Linked DNA regions of Homo sapiens: region 2 is linked to region 1. A link is a contact called in ENCODE Hi-C or POLR2A ChIA-PET data. All regions are on one chromosome and are shown on one strand. The core of a region is the stretch at or near the end of the contact, and the rest is flanking DNA. Distances in the headings are between cores, read along the strand shown.

Region 1 (4,877 bases), core at 662-3,161:
GGGTCCCTGTACGGGCTCTGCCCTCGGCTTAGGATGCTCTTCACCAGGAAGCTGCCTGGCTTGATTCCTTGCCTCCTTCAAATCTCTGCTTGCATGTCACCTTAATGAGGCCTACCCTGATCATCCTAGTTGCAACTGTAACCATCCCCTTGACTGTGCTCTCTTTACCACTGCACTTACTACTTTTTAACATACTCTGTTTTACTTCTGATGTTTATTGTTTATGGTCTATCCTCCTGCAATAGAAGGCAAACTCCATGAGGGCATAGACTGTTCACCAATGGGTCCCTAGTGCCTAGCACAGTCCTGGCATGTGGTAGGAAATAAGTATTTGTTGAATTAATGAATGCACTCATCACCTTACCACAGAAAGTGGGGGTAAAGGAGTGTCACTGTAGGTTGGGGACAGGAGGGAAGTGCTTGCAGCCCCTTCCCACTCTGCCCGCCCACAGAAGTTGGGGCTGCGGAGTGAGGGGCGCTAGGACCCGGAGGCGGTGGGGAGAGAGGTTAAAGGTTCCTCTGAAACCTTCTCCACTATCTCTGTCTCTGAGATGTCTGCAGCCAGCTGCACCCCATCTGCTTACACTCGGGAGGCACCTCTAACGCCACCACCGCCCCCCACCCCCAACCAAAGACTGACAGTGAATTTGGAGTTGGGGGCATCGGCAGTTACTAGTAAGTTGTTTACCCCAGGACTTTAAAATCATATGAGGAGGCAGGAAAGACACCTGCGAGGTGGGAGAAACTGAGGCTGAAGAAGCGACTGGAGCCAGATCCCAGGTGAACTCTGAACTCTCGAAGTTAAGCCCAGGATTTTAAAAAGAATTTTACTTCTGACGGAGGGCCACAGTGCCCGCAGGGCCCGTACCTGCTATCCTGGGAGGTTTGAGGGTTGGGGTGGTGGGGAGAGGAGAGTCTCTTTCGGCAGACTGCACCTCCCCACCCCTTCCCTATTTACCACGCCCCCAGGCGCTGTGCGGGCGGAGGGAGGGTGAAGGAGCAGTGGGGAGGAGGCAGGGCGAGAAGACGAAGGAGGGAAAAAGCTCCAGGGCTTCCACTCTCTCGGCAGGACCCCCACCCTGGCCTCTGGTGCGGGAAAACCTCCCAGCTGTTTCTGATTCTTTCATACTCTCAGCCCCGCCCGAGAGGGTGGAGGACCGAGGCACAGAGGGGGAGCGGGGAGAGACTGAGCTCCGCTGAGCCCAGGAGTAAGGGGCGGGGAGTCCGCAGGTGCCCCCTTAGCGTCGGCAGTCGATTCCCGGTCCGTAAAGAAAAGCACCCGGGCCGGGCAGGCCGGGCAAGCAGGAGCCAGGTCTAAACGTGATGCATTGGGGGTGGGGGGTGCAGTGGCTCAGAAGAAGCAGGGGCGATGAGCTCTAGCTGAAAGCATCCCCTGCTAGAAGCCGACTGCCCACGGCGCTCCTGTAGGCAGTGTTGAAAAGGTAGTTAAGACCTCCAACTCCCGGTGGCAGGGACTCTACCCATTTCACAGAAGCGCAAGGATGGAGGAAATGAGTGCATCCTCCGTGCTCAGCGCCGGTGTCACTGTAGGTTGGGGACAGGAGGGAAGTGCCCGCATCCCCTTCCCGCTCCGCCAGCCTGGCCGTCACCCATAGAAGTGGGGCTGCTGAGTGAAGGGCGCTAGGACCCGGTGGCGCGGTGTCGGCAGGGACTGGGCGCTTGGGGCGCAGGAGGGAGCCGCGGCGTCCCGTCGCAGCGTGCGGGAGCAGGTGGGGGTGCAGCGCGGTGGCGCGCGGGAGCCCCGAGGGGCGGAGGCGGCTGCTACACCTAGGGCGTCGCGGAGCGCCCCGGGCTTGGCGCGGGCGGAGCCGCCCTAAGGGCCGCGCGTGTCCCCGGCCTCGGCCCCGCCCCGTCCCGTCCAATGAGAGCCCGCGGCCGAAGGGGCTGTCCGCACACTAGGCCCGCAGCTCCCTTCAGCGCCGCAGACCCCCTGACACCGCACCCGGTCCTCAGGCAGCGCGCCCCAGACCCCGGGTTCGGCACGCCGTCGTCGGCTTCCGGACATCGCAACTTGCGCCCCTCTCGGGGATCCTCCTCCCGGGCTCTGGACCCCAGGTGATCCTAGGTCCCCAGCCGCCGGCGAACACCATGGCCCCCCAGGGGGGTGAGGTAGGAGCAGCCTGAGTACCCCCAGAAGGTGCCCCGTCCACGCCCCTCCGGGCTGCGCGGCGGGAGTCTTCGGGGAGCTATGCTGAGACCGGGTGGTGCGGAGGAAGCTGCGCAGCTCCCGCTTCGGCGCGCCAGCGCCCCGGTCCCTGTGCCGTCGCCCGCGGCCCCCGACGGCTCCCGGGCTTCGGCCCGCCTAGGTCTTGCCTGCCTTCTGCTCCTGCTGCTGCTGACGCTGCCGGCCCGCGTAGACACGTCCTGGTGGTAAGTGTGGCTCTCAGGCTGGGCGGGTGAGGCGCTTGGTAGGAGAGGCCGGAGGCGCCTGGAGGGACTGGCTGCTCACGGGACCAGGCTGTTGCTTCGACGGGTTGGAGACGATTCGGGCAGGACTGTCACTGAAATCTGAAGTCGCGGGGTGGCGGGAGGGTGAGGCGCCGCGTCTTACACGACTGGTGAGAAAGGCGCTGGGCATTCGGAGCAAGGATGCCCGGTGGTCGCGGCTCCTTAGGCCTCCACGTGCTGTACCCCCTCTATTTCAGCTCAAGCCCCTTAGGGCAGAAGCTACCTTCCGAGTTTCCCTCAGGGTGAGTTCAAGGAACGAATAACCTTCCAGGGCCCGCAATAGCTTCGCCAGGGCCCCAATCGCCTAAGGTCGCCCTCTGAGAGGTGGAGAAAGGGGCAGCTCGCTAGTCTAGCCCACCCATACCACAGGAAGGCTTTGGTGAGGCAGCAGCACCCAGCCGAGGCTTAGAAATGGAATCGAGGCAAAATTTACCCCATTAACTCCCACAATTAAAACAAACAAAACGCATGGGTTTGCATTATCTAGGCATTTGTCTTCAGCCACCGTTTTGAGGATGTCACTTAGGAAACTTTGCCTCCCTCCCTTCTTCCTATTCTTTCCCATCTCCCATTTCTCCCCTCCAAGAGCCAGAGGGCTGCGGAGTCCCAAGATACTAAGAGACCCCCTCCCCAGATTTCTTGCAGGCCCTAGACTCCAGACACTTCACAAGAGGGCAGATGAGGCAAAAAGGCATTACAGATCCACTGGATGTCTCGTGTCTGTTCTTTTTAGAATCCTCCCTGCCCCCTACTCCTTGGATGGCACTCATCACCTTCCCGTAGGAGAAGGAGCTGCTTTCCCTTCTTCCCCACCATGGGGAGAGGGCAAAGCAGGGAGAGTTGAACCTAGAAAAGACTCAGTCTTTCCTCTTCACCCCACAATCAAACTGGCCTCTTGGACTAGGCTATTGCCCCTCTCCACCAGGCAGTGCCTCCCGTCCTTTCCTTACTCCGTTCTTCTTCCCGTGCAAGCCCCCCTCCCCGAAATGTGGTCTCTTCTCTCCTTGCACCCTGTGGCTTTTCTCCTCTTGACTTGGAATCTTGGCTGAAGGGTGAGGGGTAGCTGGCCGAGGGGCCCGCCAGCTTGGGCTGCAGATTCCTATCATTTCAAGATGCCGTCTCTCCTTATCCCAACCCCCACCCCCTGTTTTCCTGTTTCAGAAAAATCTCTTTTGAATTTTTTTTTTTTAAATCTCTGCAGTGTTGGGGAAGGCAAGGAGGGGGGGTTCTGGTTGGGGGAACAGAGAGGCCTATATCTTACATCTGGCTTGAAACATTCTTTTAGAAAGGGAAAGGGGAGAAGGGGGATGAGGAGAAAAACCTTTCAAAGTTCTGAGTGAGATCAAAGCTACCTTTTGCCTTCATGAGCTTGGTCTGGCTGGGGACTTGGCATCTTCAGGGTCTTTGTTGAGACAACATGAAGTAACCGCTGCCCATCTTTATCTGGCTCAGACAGCAGTTTGCTTTTTGGGACTCTTGATTGCTTCTTACCAGTTTGGGATATAGTCTTGGGGACCAATTGGTGTTTGGGTGAGGAAGTGTCACTCTGGTAATTTCAGCATCCTGGCAGTGGTTCCTAAAGACCCAAATGGGGGTCTTCCTAGTTCCCATTTTGTACTCTTGACTACTCCCTCTCCCTTTTCCTTTCTCCCTCTACTACCCTCCCCTGATGTGGTTCATATTAAAGATTCTGGAAAAATTCCTGGGTGAAAGAGCTAGGGAGGGAGGGAGGGAGGGAGGTGACACAGAGTGACTTAGCAGCCCCTGTGAAAAGGAGGAAGGCTGCAACAGGGCCAGGTTGGGAAGTGGGTACAGAGGTTGTTTCAGCCTCCTTGCTCCACACCTGTCATAGCTACAGGCCCAGATGCCTGCCTCAGTGATCACCACTTGTGGGATAAGGTGAAAAGCTACCTTCTAAGGGCAGGCTAAGCCCCCAAGCCTTTCTCTTAGGAAAAAACCAGCAAGATTGATGTTCTGTACAACCCGTGGAAGAGAAATGCCTGTTGACTCTGGTGTGTCCATGTTCCACTCTGGAGCAGAAGGCCATCATTTTCACCAGTTAATATTTGGATTTTTCTCATAGCTTGAGATTCTTCCCCTTACTCTCTAACCACTGCCCTCCCTCTATCTATCCTAAACAGACCAAGAAATAGGGAGCTTCCGGCATGTGCTTTCCTGTTTCATTTTGCATTCTGTAGGGGGTTGGATGTAGGGAATCACAAGAACAGGATTGTATTCATAGGCTCACAAAGGGAGAGAAACACAAAGTGGTATCATATTGTTAGCACTACTTTTACCAACAGCAGTTGCTTTTAATAAGCCCTTACTGAGCTTCAGGCACTATGGCCAAACACCTTATGAGCATGATCTTTGTCAATCTGAAATAATCCAGTGAGATGGGTTCTATT
Region 2 (4,877 bases), core at 722-3,221, 130 kb after region 1:
GAATCATATGGTAATTTTAGTATATTGCGGAATTTCCATGCTGTTAGTATTTTCCAAAATGGCTGTACTAATTTACATTCCCACCAACAGAAGGGTTCCTTTTTCTCCTTATCCTGGCCCAAGACTTGTTATCATTTGTCTTTTTGATAATAGCCATTCTGACAGGCATGAGGTGATATCTCATTGTGGTTTTAATTTGCATTTCCCTGATTAGAGATGTTGAGCATTTTTTCATATATCTCTTGCCCATTTGTATATCTTTGAGAAATGTCTGTTCAGACCGTTTGCCCATTTTAAAATTGGGTTATTTGTTTTCTTGCTATTGAGTTGTTTTGAGTTCCTTATATATTTTTGGTATTAGCCCTTTATCAGATGTATAGTTTGCAAATATTTCCTCCCAGTCACTTAGTTGTCTCCTCTTACTGTTAATTTTCTCCTTTGCCATACAGAAGCTTTTTAGTTTGATGCAACATCCGAAATATCTTCAAATGGGAAAAACTCCCTTAGGAAATAGCATTGAATTCTGTGCAAGCAGAACTTACCAGGATAAGAATAACATCCTGTACATATCTCTTTCAGGAAAAATAAATGCAACTATTTATTCTTGAATACTTTTGGAATGGGTTAGAGTGAAAATAAGTAAAATAAATATTTACGGAGGCATAGTTTACTACTATTATACTTTCTTTAAGTATACCCTATTTGGAAAACTTTAAAAACTTTGAAATATGTGTTATTACTTCAAAGGGAAATTGGAACAGACATTTTCATAAAGCTTTTTTGGTCAGTAAAAAGTTGTGTAGTTATTGGTGGGGATTATTATGATGGCAATGATAGAGAATATAAAGTGGCTAGGACCCAAAGGATTTCTAGAACAAGAGGATTATTTTCTTTGAAGTAGTAATTTGATAGTAATTTGAAGGGTTTGCTCAGTTTATAATTTAAAGTAAGAGTTATCCTGCTGTGACCAGTTAAGATAACAGTAGCTGACATTTATTGAGCCTCTCCTGTTATATTTTAAGTATTCTGCTAAAGATTTGACCATATATTGTCTCATTTAATCTTTACAACAATTTTTTTAAATTTAATATTGGGTAGGTTGGTTTCTGGTGAAAACCAGAAAACCTGCTACACAAATTCTAAAAGAGCTGTAACAACTCCCAACAATTTTTAAGGAGTACATACTATCCCACTTTAGGGAGAGGATGTGGTTCAAAGAGATTTTTAAGTGACTGAAATTCAAAACTGGGTCTGTCCAATCCAGAGCCTATATTTTTCCATTTTGCCATAGTACCTCATAATAATCTTTAAAACTGAGAACATTTCCTTTACATCTTCTTATTCAAAAAGGATTTTGTAAATATTTACTCATTGCCTGCCATGTGTAATTTAATTTGCTAGACCCTGTAATATATAGAAGAGGAAAGCAAGGCAGTTTCCCTCCCAAAAAAACTTGAGTCTTTGGAGGCAGACTAGTATCTATAGAACTAATTATCAGTAGCAGTTATATTTTAGGTGCTATGATAAGCATTCAAATACACTTTGAACACTTTTTACGGTTGGGTTGGAAGAACCCAACCTTAAAAAATGGGAAGGATTTAGACAGACCAAGATAGGGAGAAAGGCACAACTTTCAAGGAGAGTATGAGTCAAGGCCAAGAGGTGAAATCTTTAATACATTCAGTAGACTAATGAAGGAGGTAAAGATTTTTATTGACCAGGGAGACATGCTGGCAGAGATTTGGCTCCTAAAGTATACAAAACTGGGGTGGTATAAACTGACCAGGCCTTTGCTGATAAGTGGAATGTGGATATTATCTAGCGAAAGAATTCTCCCTTTTCTGTCTAGAATTATCCACCAGTGCCCACAAAGAGTTGCAGTTGTTAAATATTTAACTTAAAGTTCGTTTGTATGTGTTTGTCAAGGACTTTTTTTTTTTTTTTTGAGACGAGTAGCTGGGATTACAACACCCAGCTAATTTTTGCATTTTTAGCAGAGACAGGGTTTCCCCCTGTTAGCCAGCTGGTCTTGAACTCCTGACCTGCCTCGGCATCTGAAAGTGCTGGGATTATAGGTGTGAGCCACCGTGCCCGGCCCAAGGAAATAATTTTAAAAGCTAGTGATGGCTGGGCTTAGTGGCTCACGCCTGTAATCCCAGCACTTTAGGAGGCTGAGGCAGGCAGATCATGAGGTCAGGAGTTCGAGACCAGCCTGGTCACACGGTGAAACCCCACCTCTACTAAAAATGCAAAAATTAGCCAGGCGTGGTGGCAGGCGCCTGTAGTCCCAGCTACTCAGGAGGCTGGGGCAGGAGAATTGCTTGAACCCGGGAGGCGGAGGTTGCAGTGAGCTGAGATCGCGCCACTGCACTCCAGCCTCGGTGACAGAGCGAGACTCTTTCTAGAAAAAAATAAAAAATAAAAGCTAGTTATGAATAGGTGCAATGTTGATGAAATGTGTGGGGTCTGTTATTAAAAGATTATCTAATAAGCTACAGTTTTATAAATTCCTTAGGACATTTTCTTAAGATTCTTGCTAAAATATGGTATATGAAAATCTAAGAAAATTAAGCCACTTCTAGGGAAAATGAAACTTAGGACTTTTCAGTGCGACTGATTTTTAAACTTTCAGTACAGATACTAGTAATGTGAAAATGAAATTTTGAATCTTGCAAGGATTGGTTTATTATTATTTCCCCCTTTTAGAGGTAAGAGAATAAGACGAATGGGAAGAAATTGAAATTTAGGAAATCTTATCTTTTGTTGGTTATATATTTTAAATCCCCCCTTTTTAGGTTAGGAACAAAATATAATTAATTTTATGCTAGTAATTTTATTGTAATATTTAAATATATGAAAGAGGAAATTATGTAAAAGCCTCGGATAGTCTCCCTTTAAAATATTCAAGGAGTTACACCGTTTAGTGTAGATACTATCTGATGAATACAGTGTGTAGTGAAACTGTTACTTTATGAAATAGGGACAGTTTTTTAAAGGCTTTTTTTTTTAAGCAGCAGTTCAGTTTTTGTTCAACTAAAACCTTCATATTAGTGATTCTCAAGTTAGAGGAGCTGACATACCTCCCCTTTATGGGAGATAACTGCCTTCTTTCTTTCACTCTCCCACCCTTGAGAATGATTGACTAAATCACTGTTAATGAAAATGTCATCCCTCATCTGTATTGTAGCAAAGATATTTTTTCAGTCACTAACTGCTTAGTCATTTCCCTCTCCCCTTTTGCTCTATTAATTTCATCTTAGCTTTGACCCAGTTTTGAAGTTGGATAAAATGTTAACTTTTAAACTTATTTATCATTTTATCTATTCTTCTCAACTTTGTAACAACTGCATCTTTCACAAGCATAGCTTTGACTCAATTCTTGGTTAAAACAGTCTAAAAGGACAGTCAAATTCATGTGACACACTAAAGGTAATCCTCCAGACTTATACTTCCTTTTAATACTGCATGATATAGTTGAATGTCTAAGTTACAATTCCAGCTCCACCCATTTATTATAAGCATGCAATCTTAGACAAGGCACTTACACTCCCTGAACCTATTTCTTGATTTATAAATGGGGATAATAGTCTCTCCCCTGCCTTCTTTAACAAGCTGTTTTAAAGATCAATAAAAGAAACAGCTTACATAAGAGTTTTATAAACAATAAAATAGTATTCATTCATTCACATTCCTAGCATGTTCTAGGTCTCAGTCCTGGGTATACTGCAGTGAACAAACATAACAAGTTCTTTTGTTCTGTGTCAGGGGTTGACAAACTATGGCCAGTGGGCCAAATCCAGTCCACCATCTGTTTTTGTTTTGTTTTGTTTTGTTGTTTGTTGAGACAGGCTCTTGCTCTATTGCACAGGCTGGAGTGCAGTGGCACAATCATAGCTCACTGCAGCCTTGACCCCCCAGGCTCAAGTGATCCTCCTGCCTCAACCTCCTGAGTAGCTTGGACTACAGGCATGTGCCACCATGCCCGGCTAAATTTTCTTGTTATTTGTAATAGAGATAAGATCTTACTGTGTTGCCTAGGCTGGGTCTCGAATTCCTGAGCTCAAGCGTTTCTCCAGCTTTGGCCTCCTAAAGTGTTGGGATTACAGGTGTGAGCTGCTGTGCTGGGCCCACTGCCTGTTTTTATAGGATCTATAAACTAATGCTTTTGGAATGGTTGAAAACAAAAAAAGAATAATCATATTTCATGATGTGAAAATTACATGAAATACAAATTTCAGAGTACAAAATAAAGTTTTATTGGAACACAACCATGCTTAACAGTTGGGACAGAAACGCTGTGACTCCCAAAGCCCATCTGCCCTTTACATTAGCAGTTTATTGACTCTTGCTCTATGATCTTGGACTTTGGGGGATGTTGGACAGTAAACATGTAAGTATATGTTAAGTGGTGGCAAATTCCTTGAAGAAAAATAAAGCAGTAAAAGGGCTAGAATTGTGAAGGTTGGAAGGGTACAACAGCTAATTTATATATGGGAGTTAGGGAAGGGTAGTTTATTTGGCAGGTAACATTTGAACAGAGACTAAATAAAGATTGGAGTGAATAATCCAAGAGAGCATTTCTGGCCAAAGGAACAAGAAATATACCCTGAGGCATGAGTGTAGCTGTAAGTCTAGGAGCTAAGTGGTATGAGTGGAGGAATTAGGGAAGGAGGAGCCATGGAACAGACTTTAGATTTATTTATTTTTTGAGACAGAGTCTCACTCTGTCACCAAGGCTGGAGTGCAGTGGCACTGTGTTGGCTCACTGCAACCTCCGTCTCCTGGGTTCAAGCAGTTCTCCTGCCTCAGCCTCCCGAGTAGCTGGGATTACAGGTGCCCACCACTACGCCCGGCTAGTGTTTATATTTTTAGTAGAG

The links. A loop is a pair of places that touch in the nucleus more often than their neighbours do. ChIA-PET counts read pairs that join two places held with the same protein, here RNA polymerase II (POLR2A). Pooled maps may share reads with other maps.
Region 2: a pooled map shows a loop between it and region 1 (2.1-fold over the local background). The contact joins the enhancer-like site here to the promoter of WNT2B in region 1. A Hi-C loop is called at or near these places in 2 of 50 pooled maps. POLR2A ChIA-PET finds 5 or more read pairs at or near these places in 5 of 52 experiments (AG04450, BJ, Caco-2 and 2 more).

The regions. Positions count from the first base shown.
Region 1 is chr1:112,507,054-112,511,930 of GRCh38, forward strand. WNT2B (Wnt family member 2B) reads left to right here and starts at 1,912. Exons shown (of 5, transcript NM_024494.3): 1 at 1,912-2,391. The coding sequence starts at 2,210. RefSeq lists enhancers at 1,180-1,723, 2,648-3,147 and silencers at 1,701-1,830, 1,841-1,950, 2,011-2,090, 2,151-2,260, 2,254-2,548.
Region 2 is chr1:112,633,625-112,638,501 of GRCh38, forward strand. The region is part of intron 1 of CAPZA1 (capping actin protein of muscle Z-line subunit alpha 1); the gene reads left to right. It also overlaps the pseudogene RNU7-70P. Among named protein-coding and RNA genes, the nearest start is that of CAPZA1, 16 kb to the left of the region's middle. RefSeq lists a silencer at 2,180-2,279 and an enhancer at 4,366-4,866. Within about 2 kb of position 1,972, at least 4 of the 41 ENCODE cell types and tissues checked have a DNase peak (open chromatin) inside an H3K27ac peak, as active enhancers do; they include endothelial cell of umbilical vein, where a contact is called at or near this core.